Linked DNA regions of Homo sapiens: region 2 is linked to region 1. A link is a loop called in an ENCODE intact Hi-C map of the cell type or tissue named here. Cell type or tissue: GM12878. All regions are shown on one strand. Links, peaks and the distances in the headings refer to the core of each region. The heading gives the core; the rest is flanking DNA. Region 1 overlaps CLMP (CXADR like cell adhesion molecule). Region 2 overlaps GRAMD1B (GRAM domain containing 1B).

Region 1 (4,389 bases), core at 326-4,325:
AAATTGAATGGAAGCAAATGTTAAAGTTTCAGTGAGACACAAGTCCAGGGTGGGAAAGACCTGGAGGACATGGGGAACCAAGAGATTTATTGACCACCAGTATGATGTGGCCGCATTTATAGAGGTTCGATGTTCCAAACACCGAGTAACATCTCCATTGTACTTTATACTAGCCAACCTAGCATATCCAGAGCAACTGTGTTCAGTTTTAGATGCTGAAAACTGGGAAGGACATTGACAAAAAGGGGCATTCGGGGAGTCATGACCGGCAAATGATAGGGTGAGAAAAATATATGAGGAACAGCTAATGCAGTTATAGGTGAACAAATTATGAAGATGGAAGACCAAGGGGCAGCATTGTAGCTACCTTCCATCATTTAAAAGGCCACAAAACAAGTAATAGGTTTACTGCATTTTGTTCCTTTGGTCAGAATTACGGAATCATTATGGTGCCTAGTTATTTCCTTCCATCCCTCCAAAGGGGATATTTCTTCCTGGAGTCCTTGAAATAAGTGGTGTTGCCCATGCGATGGCTCACGCCTGTAATCCCAGCACTTTGGGGGGCTGAGGTGGGCAGATCACAAGGTCAGGAGTTCGAGACCAGCCTGCCCAACATGGTGAAACCCCGTCTCTACTAAAAACACAAAAATTAGCCGGCCGTGTTGGCAGGCACTTGTAATTCCAGCTACTTGGGAGGCTGAGATGGGAGAATCGCTTGAACCCGAGAGGTGGAAGTTGCCATGAGCCCTGATTGTGTCACTGCACACCAGCCTGGGTGACAGAGCGAGACTCCGTCAGAAAAAAAAAAAAAAAATTAGCCAGGTGTGGTAACTCCTGCTTGTAATCCCAGCTACTAGGGAGGCTTAGACAGGAGAATTGCTGGAACTCAGGAAGTGCAGGCTGTAGCGAGCCAAGATCACAACACGGCACTCCAGCCTGAGCAACAGACCGAAACTTCTCAAAGAAAAAAAAATGGTGTTGGTACAAAGACCAAGGTGACAACCTGAGCTGCGGGCGTCAGTCAAGGGGGGCCGGATATTGAGCATCTACTTCCTTCCCAGTCTGTGGGTTAGTTTTAGAGGAGGAGAAAGATGGGGAAAAGGAGTGAGGGAAAAGGGAGAAGTTGAGGGAAAGGAAGGAAAGGGCTTATGCCATTTGGGCTTAATATGTTGACTGACTCTGTAACAGCGCTGTCTGATAAGAGAAAGAGCTCTACTGTTTAGTGAGTTTTCCATTACTGGAGTCATTCAAATGAGAGTGTGTGAGTAGCTGTAAAGGGGTCCTTATATGTGGATGTTAAACCCAATATTTAATGTCTTTTCTAACTATAATATTCTATGAACTACTAATAATTATGAGTGCTCAGTATATTCAAGGCCCTGTCTTAGTTGAATGTGATGCGAAATATAAAATACAAGTGTAAAATACTGTCGGTGTATTTTGTCACCATCAGTGAGCGCTTACACAATTTATACAAAAGGTCTAGTTTTGTGCCATTGTGTGTGTGGTTTTTGTGTGTGTGTGCCTCAGCTGGAGTGCAGTGGCACGATCTGGGCTCACTGCAACTTCTGCCTCCTGGGTTCAAGTGCCTCAGCCTTCCAAGTAGCTGGGATTACAGATGCACACCACCACACCCAGCTCATTTTTGTGTTTTTAGTAGAGACGGAGTTTCACCGTGTTGGCCTGGCTGGCATGGAACTCCTGACCTCAGGTGATCGGCCCACCGCAGCCTCCCAAAGTGCTGGGATTACAGGTGTGAGCCACCATGCCCGGCCATAGTTTTGTTCCATTATTAACATGACTTTTCAAGATTGTTGAAGGGACTTTTCAAGATTGTTGAAGCGCTTTTTCAAAGAACTGAAAAGAACTGGCCCATCCAACTACAGCATTTCTTTCCTTTCTGTTGCTCTTTTAATCCACAAGGGGGCAGAATTTACTTAGGGAGGATTAGCCAGGCCTCACCTTTAAGGTAGTTATTCTTAGTAACAAGGATTCTAATGGACAAAGAATGACAGACTACTTTGGATTTAAGCTTATAAGCACTTTGCTGCCATTTGTGGTTATGTGCTAAATTTCCAACCACGTGCATTGAATGTTCAAAGGCCCATGGAAAAAATGAAAATCTTAGAAAATACGGTTAGGCATTTGAGAGGAACTTTTCCCAGGAAATAGAAACGTACACTACTTTAATAACTTAAGATCACTGTTTTAACTTATTCCAACTGAAGCAGATGTTTACTTTGTTTGTCTAAGACCAAAAAAGACTTATTTATTTTTTTAGAGACGGTATTTCACCATGTTGGCCAGGTTGGTCTTGAACTCTGGGTCTCAAGTGATGCCCCTGGCTCGGAAAAAAACTTATTTTAATTGTGGAATTTATTATGAAACAAATCAATTCATCAGATGTGGTCAACTATGGCCTCTAGATAGTTAATAAGAAAAGGCAACGAGGAACGGAACACGTCTGCCCCAATGGCTTCAGGGAGATTAAGGAATTGGCAAAATAACTCTGAAGGCTCTTTCAAGCTTAAAGTTTAGTTTTTGTTCTAGGCCAGTAAATTACGAAACCCTGGAATGCTCTGACTATATGTAATGTAGAATCTCAAGCTTGGGCAGGCCCACAGAAGGTCATTTGGTCACTATCTTGCCTTCAGGCCAATTTCTTTCTTTCTTTTTCTTTTTCTTTTTTTTTTTTTTTTGAGACGGAGTTTTGCTCTTGTCGCCCAGGCTGGAGTGCAGTGGTGTGATCTCGGCTCACGGCAACCTCCGCCTCCAGGGTTGAAGTGATTCTCCTGCCTCAGCCTCCCAAGTAGCTGGGATTACAGGTGCCCGCTACCACGCTTGGCTAATTTTGTGTTTTCAGTAGAGATGGGGTTTCACTATGTTGGTTAGGCTGGTCCCGAACTCCTGACCTCAGGTGAGCCCCCCCACCTCGGCCTCCCAAAGTGCTGGGATCGCAGGCGTGAGCCGCTGTGCTCGGCCATCTGCAGGCCAATTTCATATTTAAAACTAGGCAGCTGAAATGTATCAAGTTATTTACATTCTCTTATTGTCACTGGGGATCTGAAATCACGGCAAAACGGTTCCAAGATCTTGACAGGTCTGTTAGTACCCATTTTTTTTTTTTTTTTTTTTTGAGACGAAGTCTCGCTCTGTCACCCAGGCTGGAGTGCAGTGGCGCAATCTTGGCTCACTGCAAGCTCCGCCTCCCGGGTTCACGCCATTCTCCTGCCTCAGCCTCCTGCATAGCTGGGACTACAGGTGCCCGCCACCACGCCCTGCTAATTTTTTGTATTTTTAGTAGAGACGGGGTTTCACCGTGTTAGGCAGGATGGTCTCGATCTCCTGACCTTGTGATCTGCCCTCCTCGACCTCCCAAAGTACTGGGATTACAGGCGTGAGCCACCACACTCACCCAGTACCCAATTTTTAATTATTGTATATCATAACATATTCAAGGATACTGATGCTACAACATTTTCTTAAACACCCCTTATGCTTCCAGTTGTGGGTACCACAAATTAGCAGGTACATTGACAAAATAATTGGCACCCAGAGGTGAGTAACCTGGAGTGCATATTTGTTCAATAAATGTGAGCAGCACCTGTTACCATTCTAGGTGCTGCCAGGGATACAGAAATGAATGACATTGTCTTTTGTGTATCAAGAGATCACAATCAAATAGAGACACAAAACAGGCACCCAGTTCAAGGCAGTGTACGATCGTCAGTATTGTGTAAGAGTCAAACTGTTTTAGGAATTTAGTGGAGGAAGATCACTAATGTGATCAGGGATGGCTTCATAGTAAAAGAAATGTTTATCCCAGACCTTGAAGAGTACGTTAGAATTTTAGCAGCTATACCTGGCAGGCGATGACCTTCCAGACTGAATGGCAGCCTTAGTGATTAGCAAACCAGTTGCCAAGCTGACTTCTGCGTTTGGCAGATCGGAACATCACTGTGGACCCTTCGTCCTGATAGGTTCTCAAAGTCTGGTGGTGGGAAGGAGGATGGTCAGTAATAAAACATACTGTGCCTGGAAGCTGCACTGCTATTCTACAGACTGGGGGTTGACTATTTGGGAGTAATGTTTTGTGTTGATTTCTCCAGTAATAATTGTCAGGATAAGGATAACAATCTGGTCCACAAAGATCACTCCACCATTCAGAAATACAGCAGGTACCTCTCTGAATTCTGTCCTTGATAATATGCTATTTATGGTTCCATGCATGTATTCATGTTTACACATGCAGAAACACACACACACAACTGCTTGAACACCCTGGCAAGAATGCCTGTGCCAGTACACAGATCAGGCAAGAATGTATGCTTTTGATTCCGAGACTCTCAGAGATCCAGATCTCATGCTAACCTATTTCATTGACATGTC
Region 2 (4,389 bases), core at 224-4,223, 470 kb after region 1:
GTCCCCCGGCAGGCTGGCTTGGAAGTCATTGAAGGCCCATTTTCACTGCACCTGATGTCGGAGAACAGACCCTCCCCCACTCCCGACCCTGCACCCATGTCTGCCTGCTCCCTGGACACTGCCTCTGGCTGGGAGTTTATTCCCTCCTTACATGGTGCGGTCGAGAAACAGAGCCCTGCCTGGCGTTAGTTTCATTCCTTTGGGGCAGGAGACCCCATCTGGTTGTACTCCAGGCCCCTCCCCTTTGGTGGTTGATTCTGGATTGCCCAGCAGTGGTGAGTGAGGATGGCAGGAGGGCTGCGCTGACTGGGGGGCAGGGGTTCAGGTCGATGAGTTCATTGGTGCAGCAGCCACGCCCTCAGGAGCTCTGCCTGCGTACTCTGTTCCTCCCCACTCGAGAGCTGCTCAACCTGGGCACCCCTTAGCATTTCTAACCACTGCCCAGACTGGGGTTCATGGTGTGCTTAGGATCCTGAATCATGATCAGAGGGGAAAGCTGTTCTCCCAGAGGGTGGGGTGCCCATGCCTGGAGGTTGGCAAACATTGGCAGAACCTGGAGAGATGTGGCCAGTGCCAGAGTCTTTCCCGGGAGCCCAGGAATTCTGAGGCCACAGGAGAACGTGCAGCGAGTGGAGGGTGAGCGATAGGTGTTGTGGAACAACAAGGCCCATGGGGCAAGGAGGTGGGATGCAGCCCGAAGAAGGGGAAGCCGAGGATGACTTAATAATAGTCCCAAGTCTCTCCGTGCTTTGGGGAGGAGGAGGGTGAACAGCTGTTCCCTTTCCTAAGGGAAGCACAAGGGGCGACACGGCTAATCCTGTAGTCTGTGATCTTTAGACTAAATGCACATCTTGGCTGTGAGGATTTTAAATGGCCGTTCCTGGCTGTGGACAGGGAAGGAGGAACTTTACCTGGAGCGAGGAAGCCAGCAGGAGATCTCTGTGGGCTCCAGCGGCTCGGCAGGTGCAGGCATATCTGATATCTGGGAATGGGGTTTTGAAATGCCCTGTGGCAGCCCCCTCTTGAGTGCCTCCCACCTCTGGCCTGGTTGATGTGGGACTAGTGGGTGCTCGAGGCTCAGCTGGCAAGAGGGTGGATATGGCCTGACAGGGGCATCAGGCTCCCCACTCCCTGCTCCTGCACACTTTTCCATCCAGATTCTGTACACCCTAAGCCTGGCTCTTGAGTAGTTGGGGATGTTCTGTAAGCTCCGAGGTAGGATAAATCATTTGAGTGGGGCAGCCAGGACAGGCGTCAGGGACCAGGTAGAATTCTGAGTGGGGTTTTGGAGATGCTAAAAGGAGACATAATGAAGGGACTGAGAGCTGAGCAGGAATCAGGGGCCAAACTGGGCCTTTTCATAGGAACTGAGGAGGGAGGTGCTGGGGTGAGTGCAGGTCTCCTTTCCCCTGGGAGATTGGGTGGACGCCATGCCCATCCCTGGCAGACACATTCTGAGTTTTCTGACATTGGTTACCCACTTCCCCACCTCATTCTCCCACTGATCATTGCCATCGACACTTGCCCTGCCATCCTTTCAATGGAGTTAAAAGAGGACGGGCTTGTGCCAGGAGGGACACTGTAGCATCCCACGTGGAGCTGGGAGCCATTGCATTGGCCTGGGACGTGCATGTGCAGGACACACAGACTTCAGAAGAGGAACACAAGAACCAGTAGGGGAATTAGGTTCTTTGAAGGCCAGGGCCTGAAGTAGATGGTGCGGCAAAAAGAGGAGGTTCTGGTAGCGGGATGGGGACATGCCCCTCCCCGTGGAACATCTTCTGGGGTTAATCACATGTCTTCCCAGCAAGCCATTTCATAGCTGTTTTTACTGATATTGTTGTAGCTGGTCCACCTCACTCCCTGTCTCCTGGCCACCCCTAGAGGACACCATGCCTTATATTTTTTGGGCAAGCTGGCCAGTGCCTCTGCTTCTCCCTGGGGTCAGGTCCCATGCACGGTGTCTTTCTTCCCTTCTCTGGGCCTCAGTTTCCTCATTTGCTACTATGTAGGCATGGCACCAGGTGATCGCTAAGGCCCGACCCCTCTGGATCCATCATTGTGCTGTCCAGGCCGACCCTCCTAGGTGCAGTCCGGCCCCAGCACTTCCCTCCCAATGAGTTTGTGCTACCGCCCAGCTTCCGCTCTGTAGTGACAGCCTGTGGCCACCAGAGGGAGCGAGGGGCCGTTCTGCCGCTCTCCCACCTGCCCTGAGGGCGCTATGCAGCAGGTGCGGCAAAGCGCGCCTCCTCCCGCCCTGCTGCACACCTCCCCACCGCGGTGCGGGCATCGCGCTGGCGCTGTGGCACTGACCCTTCTTTGACTTTCCTTTTTTTTTTTTTTCAAATCTAATTTTTGTGGTTTTCTTTCCAGTATGACAGACTTAACCTGATCAAAGTAAGAATTGTTTTTTATTTCTAACTCCTACTAAATGTAGAGCTCTCCTAGTCCCTGCCCCCCTACCTCCTCCACACCCCGCACCTTACTTAATCTTCCAGACTCCCGGAGCCTTCGCGGTGGGAGATGTTTCTGGAAACCACCTCCCAGTAACCTGGGTCTGTTTCCAGGGGCCTTGCATTCCTTTAAGTGCTTGCTCTTCAGACCTTCTAGGAAAAATGATAGAAACGAGCATGTCCCCAACAGCTGTGTCTTTGTCCTGACTCCCTTCTTCCTCTTTGGCCAAATCCATGTGTTTATAAGCTGTCAGAGAAGGCTCCACTGCTGCTCCCTGGTTCTGTGCCTTCCTTCCCTCTGGCCTGGTCCTCCAGGTAGGGGCGCTACAGCAAACTAAAGCCAGAGGATGAGGGACGCCCCTTCTCACCCCCAGAGGCCGGCAGCTCCTCTGACTTCCCTGCCCCTGTGGGTCTGGGTCCTTCCCGTCTGGCAGAGCCTTTGGGACTCATTTCCGGGAATGCAGAACCACGGGGATTGAATGTGCCTCTGGGCAGAGTTCAGGGACCCCTGCCCACAGTGGACAGGCTCGGGGGCTGCTTTGGACGTGGCTGGAGGGGGGACCCATTTTTCCTGTGGCCCCTCAGTGGCAGCAGGTAAGAAGCTGCCTGGAGATTGCTGGTTCAGGGCAGAGCCTCAGCACAGTCCTACTCCTTGGTATGTTTCACGTTTCTTTTCAGTTCTTTAGTACATGTTCTTACCCACGCTTTACAAAAGAGCAAACATTAGATATAAGAGCATCACAGATCAGGTTAAAGACAGGACTGGCTTCCCTGCCTGAGGCTGTGTGTGACCCTCACACTTTGTTCCACATAGATTTGGAAGGCACAAGCGCCGATGTGCCAGCCCATGCAAAGGGACCATCTGCTTCTGTCTACCTGGGGCAGGAGGGAGCCCCGTGCAGGAGGAGTCACAGGCATCCGGGGTCCCCCTGTCAGCCCATGTTCCTGTTGCCCCCTTTCCTCCCAGCGTCTTACACGAAGGTCACGGCATTGAGACGAGGAGCTGGGAGCTTGGGAGATGGTTTCTCCGTTGTAAAGCAGGGATCTCGTGACCTGGGTTGCATTTGAGGAAGCACAAGGAGACTGTGGGGCTGCTGGGGCCGGCAGCTCCCAGAGCGCACCTTCCTACTGCTGGGAGGTGTCTTTTGTAATGAACATCTGCACAGCCTCTTGCCCTGTGGGCTTCGGATCAGGGCTTCTGTGTGAGGACGCAGGAAGTGAGCCATCCCTAGGCGCAGACGCCAGACGCAGCCTGCTTGCCCCATCCACCCCCTCCAGAAGGGGGTAGCCTTGGCTGCAATGCCTAGAGGCGAGTTTTCAGGTCCCGGACTCCCATGTGGCCGCACCTTTGTCAGGAAAAAATAGTTTTTAATATTTGGATTTGGGCCCTTTACCTGCTGAGACCTCTGAATTGGAGGTGGGGATGAGGCTAAGATGGGAGGGTGTGGCCTCTGGATGGACCGTGGTGACAGGTTGGGAAGTGACCCTGGAGAGCACCTTGCAGAGGGGGACTGGGAGCCTTGCTACTGGCCTCTAGTCACATCCTGGCCATCGAGGGCATGTGTGAGGACGAAGCTGCTCAGAAGCAGCCCCACCCACGCGAGGCCCCTCAGCCCCCTCCAGCTCCTCTGTGGACTGGTTTCACTGTGGGGGGTGAAGGTGGACCGTCTTTACAGAGTTCAGGTGGAATGGGGGAGATAGATCACATGGCCACTGGTCATCACCGCGGGCACACACCCACCCTTGTGCGTAGTCGCTTCCTTCCCTCTAGACACAGCAGACATTCGAGGACCATGGCTACTCTTGTCTGCCCTTCTGGGTTGGGACGCTTTAACACCAGGTGGAGGGGATCCAGACCTCTGGGTGGAGCTAAGGTATTGATCTGTGAGCAAAGCTCCCCCACCCAGCGATCCCTAAAACTGAAAATAATCTAAGC

The links. A loop is a pair of places that touch in the nucleus more often than their neighbours do. Peaks named below come from ENCODE experiments on the same cell type or tissue, not always from the same donor. Only the 100,000 strongest peaks of a DNase experiment are listed, where the experiment ranks them.
Region 2: a loop joins it to region 1, with 4 times the contacts of the local background. A loop is called at or near these places in 4 of 110 quality-filtered maps.

What each region holds. Positions count from the first base shown.
Region 1 is chr11:123,109,656-123,114,044 of GRCh38, forward strand. All of the region lies in intron 1 of CLMP (CXADR like cell adhesion molecule), which reads right to left. Among named protein-coding and RNA genes, the nearest start is that of HSPA8, 50 kb to the left of the region's middle. In GM12878, for the core only: a CTCF peak has its summit at 1,925 (motif pointing right); no DNase peak of the experiment used is centred there.
Region 2 is chr11:123,578,573-123,582,961 of GRCh38, forward strand. All of the region lies in intron 3 of GRAMD1B (GRAM domain containing 1B), which reads left to right. Among named protein-coding and RNA genes, the nearest start is that of SCN3B, 74 kb to the right of the region's middle. RefSeq lists a silencer at 545-767 and an enhancer at 1,629-2,238. In GM12878, for the core only: a CTCF peak has its summit at 2,191 (motif pointing right); no DNase peak of the experiment used is centred there.